Linked DNA regions of Mus musculus: region 2 is linked to region 1. The links are chromatin loops, found by intact Hi-C in ENCODE. Cell type or tissue: heart. All regions are shown on one strand. Region 1 holds the start of Bdh2 (3-hydroxybutyrate dehydrogenase, type 2). Region 2 has its middle 22 kb from the start of Nfkb1.

Evidence for each region. Hi-C counts contacts between places; a loop is a spot of excess contacts. Peaks named below come from ENCODE experiments on the same cell type or tissue, not always from the same donor. Only the 100,000 strongest peaks of a DNase experiment are listed, where the experiment ranks them.
Region 2: it touches region 1 in a loop (4-fold over the local background); 18 of 42 quality-filtered maps call a loop at or near these places.

What each region holds. Positions count from the first base shown.
Region 1 is chr3:135,279,894-135,282,393 of GRCm38, forward strand. It overlaps Bdh2 (3-hydroxybutyrate dehydrogenase, type 2), which reads left to right and starts at 1,328. Exons shown (of 10, transcript NM_001172055.1): 1 at 1,328-1,475. In heart, a CTCF peak has its summit at 1,270 (motif pointing right); a DNase peak (open chromatin) is centred at 1,268; H3K4me3 peaks cover 264 bases; H3K27ac peaks cover 983 bases.
Region 2 is chr3:135,712,564-135,715,063 of GRCm38, forward strand. No RefSeq gene overlaps it. Among named protein-coding and RNA genes, the nearest start is that of Nfkb1, 22 kb to the left of the region's middle. In heart, a CTCF peak has its summit at 1,206 (motif pointing left); no DNase peak of the experiment used is centred here.

The sequences.
Region 1 (2,500 bases):
AGCAAGGAGCACACACAGAAGTGTCTGCTGTAATAAGCTGCCGTTTATCCTGCAGGTGTGTGGCAGACGCTGGGCTTCACCTGCACACCATGTCCCCTCCTCACCACCCTGGCAGAGCCGCTGTTTCCTTCTCCTCCATATAAGAACGCAGAGCCGCTGTTTCCTTCTCCTCCATATAAGAACGCTGTAGGTTGGCCAGTTTACAGGTCCTGCTTACTCAGCTATTTCAGGGAGACATAGGATTTATGTCTTTTTATTTTTAAACTGGGCTCTTTTTTCCCCTTTGAGGGGGTCAGCTGTTCTGAATAAGGGTCTTCTGTAGTCCAGGCTGGCTGTGAAGTTCTAAGCAAACTTTGTGATGCTCTTACATCTATTTGTGCTCGGTGCTAGCACTCTGGGCTTTATACCGTGCTAGAGACTGAAGCCAGGGCCTGAGGCAGGAGCTTGAGGGAGGAACAGAAAGCACCCACACACTGAGCAGCACAGGAAGCCACCCTGTGCCTGCCTTAAAGGACCAGCTCTCTGTCTTGCTCTGCTCCGTCCAACCCACGTGCATCCAACTGACTGACTGTGAAACCCACACTTTAGGAGCCACTCAGAAAGAGGAGCAGAACCCAGAACCTTCTGGGAGGCATCACTTTTCTCTTCAAGAAGGAAGCCCTCAGAAAGTACAGCCTGCGTCCCCAGCAGACCTGCATGGCTGGCCAGCCCAGGTGACAAAGGAGGCTCGCAATCTGATAGCTTTGTTTTGTAGCCTTTGCAGTGCCAGAGCCCATGGCAAAGTGTGCCAAATGTGTCGAGCCCCTGGATTTATGCAGGACATTCACACATGACCTCCATGATCACTGTGACACTAGCCAGGTTAACTCACAAGTCTCCGACCCAGCCAAGACCTAGCCCTTTCCTCGTGGCTCCTGTAGTCTTCAACCAACTTGATTGCATGATATTTTGCTCTGTTCATTTCAAGATTCCCATCCTAGCTGGGTGTGCTCCTCGGCTCAGGCCCAGTGCACTCAGGATGCCAGCATTCTGCAGCTGAGGGATTAACGTCAGAAACAAGACTTTAGCCCCAAGGAAGTTTTCTTTTCCCCGCTCAAAGCAATCTGGGTTAAGAGCTAGGAAGACCAGAGTATTTAGTGCCTCGGGTCCCTTGTGTGTTTTCCAGCAGCCTTCCACCTTCCTGGCCATTGGATCTGGCCTGCTAAGTAACTTGCACAAACAAAAGACAGGCCTTTGTTTGGCGTTCACAGTTCCACGTTCTGATCACTAGATGGCAGCATGGACACATCTAAAGTGCACGGCTGTGGCAAACACTTCTTAAAAGCTTACTTAACAGGCATTAGCAAAAGGACTCGGAGGGGACCTGAACTCCACCTCCCAGCGTGCATTAATCAGCATGTGACTTCTCCTGCGCAGAGATCTGAAGTTTGTCTCCTGAAGGAATCTGGAGGACTGTGTGGACTCACTCTTCTAAAGTAAGATATTTTTTTCTAATCACTTTCGACAAAACTTTTGGGGACTGAGAGTTGTAGCTTGTGTTGCCATCTTCTCCATATCGCCGAGTTGAAGATGCATCTTCAGTTAGTGTGGGAGTTGGGAATCCTCTTGTATTTATTAGAGTTTGAAAATAGCCAAAGAAAGACAACTGTTCCAGTATCTGTCCTAAGTAAACTGGCTCGTGAAAATATTTGGAATTCCAGAAAATACTCTGAGCCTTTTTCTAGTAAAAAGAAATTTAGGGTTTTAGTACAATCTTTAGAAGTAGGAAAGTCATTATGTTAAGAGTGGGTTAAGTTTACAATTTCTGGACGTATTCCCACTCTAAACCCCACCCTGTTACCCCCCCTCCCCAAAAAAAAAACAAAAACAAAAAAACAAAAAAACCCATGTTGCCTTGAGACTGCTTGGAGGTCAGCTGGAGAAAGGTTTAGAAGTAAACAGAAACTAAATTTTGTGCCTGGTTGCTTCTGGGTGGTCTCGGGGGTCATGGAGGTGCTTAAGAGAGCACTGAGCAGGTGCCTTCACTGATTCTCAACCTGTGGGTCGCGACCCCCACGCCTAGGTTCTATCTAATTAGATATTCTGAATGTCAGGTGTTTACATTATGGTTCATAACAGCACCAAAATTACAGTTGTGAAGTAGCAACAAAAATATGGGTCACCACAACATGAAGAACTGCGTTAAAGTGTCGCTGCATTAGGACGGTTGAGAACCAGGGCTTTGGTGGGCGAATACCCAGGGTCCCTTAGTGAAGGCCCTGGACTGTGAGTTTCTTATGCTGTACTCAGGGTCGGGGGAGGCAGGGACGGCTCATCCCTTCCTAAAAGCACAAGTTAGCTTTCTCTCAACTCCTACCACACTCTAAGTGAAATTTCTCTCTGCGTGCTACTGGTAAAAAGCAAAGCAAAGCGTACTGCATCAGAATTGGGGAGACGCCATGAAGCCAGATCCTGTTACCCAGCATGTGCGCATGATTGGATCACAGAGTGGGGGTCATCA
Region 2 (2,500 bases), 430 kb after region 1:
TATTTACTTCACTATTTTATGTGTATGAGGGTTTTGTCTGCATGCATGTATACCCACCACATGGGTGTGTGATCCCCGAGCAGGTCAGAAGAGGACATCAAATCCACTTGAACTGGAGTTACAGATGGTTGCGAGCTGCCATGTGTTTCTGGGAATCCAACCAGAGTCCTCTGTAAGAGCAGCACATGCAAGGGCTGGAGAGATGGCTCAGCGGGTAAGCGTTCTGACTGCTCTTCCGAAGGTCCTGAGTTCAAATCCCAGCAACCACATGGTGGCTCACACACCACCCATAATGAGATCTGATGCCCTCTTCTGGTGCATCTGAAGTCAGCTACAGTGTACTTATGTATAATAATAAATAAATCTTTGGTCCGGAGCGAGCAAGGACTGAGTGAGAGCGAGCAAGGACTGAGTGAGAGCGGAGTTGGTCAGACTGGAGCAAGCAGAGGTCCTAAAAATTCAATTCCCAACAACCACAGGAAGGCTTACAACCAGCTACAGTGTACTCATATACATAAAATAAATAAATAAATCTTTAAATTAAAAAGAGCAGCATGTGCTCTCCTCTGCTGAGCTAAGAGTTGTTTCAGGTCCAAGAATGGCTGCATTTTTGATCACTTCCCTGACAGATTTGTCTGAGATCTCTTCCCAGGTATTTATGGTAAGTGCCTTTAAAATGTGCTTCTTTTTTCCTATGAGAAAAGTAAGGTAATTAAAATTAGAACTTTCAGGGGGTGGCCAGGAAACAACTGTGCCAGGACAAAGATTTCTCCTTAGGGGAATGAGTTAAGAAAAGGAAGTATTATTTACTAAGTGTTCCCACTCTGCAGATGGCAAGCCTCTGACAAGTATGTGTGAAGCCAGTTGTTTGTGGATACATTTCCATGGTTATACTTTAGTCATCCATACCACAACAAGAGTCTAGGTCTCTCCTTGTGACTCTCTCCCTCCCTCCCTCCCTCCCTCCCTCCCTCCCTCCCTCCCTCCCTCCCTCCCTCCCTCCCTCCCTCCCTCTCTCTCTCTCTCTCTCTCTCTCTCTCTCTGCAAACGGCAGTGACTTCTGCATATCCCTGAAAGTTGATATCTTCTGATGGCTTCCCTGTGTCACCTGGCTTCCGGCTCTGCATCTGACTTTTTCCTAAGAACCTGTGCTTTGATCCAGTTCTGCAAGCTACAATATATGCTGCCCCCTCCTGGTATTGTTTGAAGAGGTGAGCTCTGCTTAATGAAATTTATTCAGATGCTATTTGTGAATATGCTTTTCAGATATTTGCTCTCCGTTCCTGTTTGTACTCATCCAGTTAAGGGTCACTGGAAAGTCCAATCTGATGGAATTTGAAACTCGCTGGTGATTTTGTTGTCATTTTAATATGCTGCTAGAACACTAGCTGATGCACACGAGAGAAGAGAGAGAGAGAGAGAGAGAGACAGAGAGAGAGAGACAGAGAGAGACAGAGACAGAGAGAGACAGAGACAGAGAGAGACAGACAGAGAGAGACAGAGAGAGACAGACAGAGACAGAGAGAGAGAGACAGAGAGACAGAGAGAGACAGAGAGACAGAGAGAGACAGAGAGACAGAGAGAGACAGAGACGGAGAGAGACAGAGAGAGAGAGACTACTTTTTTGATGCAGACAAAAGCCCTGTCATCCATACAGCCATGCTATGTTCAAATTTGGTGAAAAGTTTGCTGATTCATTACTGTGCATATTTGTTTTAATTTTAATTAAAATGATCTAACTCCATTCACAAACTATGCCATGTGTATGAACACTTTTAAAACTTTCTTACTAGCTCACACAAAATAGACCAATGTCACTTCACTGGGTGAAGTTGCCAGTTGTTTTCAAAATGTAAAGGTCTGAACTGCAGAGTTCCTAGGAAAGTACATCAAGAAAAAAAAAGGCAAGGAACATGGTTGATTTCTTTTGAATTGTAAATACGGGAAATTCTTTTTAATTCTTATGCCTGCTGTTCTCTTGGGAGGGAGAAGAGTCAAAAACTAGGGTGGCCCAGAATGGGGTCCTTTGGAGCTTTAGTTATCACTGAGTGATAAGGCCTGGCATACAATACACTTAGAAATGTCAGTATGGATAATGCGTTTCTAGCCTTCTTTAATGTCTGAGTCTTCAGTTTAACATATGAAATGGTGTTTGAACTTATGCATGGATACAGACATTGTGGTAAGCATATATGTACTTTGTATAAGGTATTGACCAGAGTCTAGATCAGAGACCAGCATCTGTAGCCTCAGCAAGGAGTGTGTGAGGAATGTTGAATTCCCTATTGCTGTTTAGCTAAACTGATACAGCACCAAACACCCCCTAAATATTTAAGCTCATCCCGTAAACAAATGCTACTTTTAGCCTTAATTGGAGATGCTTCTCTTTGCAATGAACAGTGGTGAATATAGAAACTCACGGCTGCTCAGGATGCTGAGACTAAATGATCATTCAGGGCTCCACGGTAAGCAAGACACGTGTGTCATGTCTGCTAGGGAG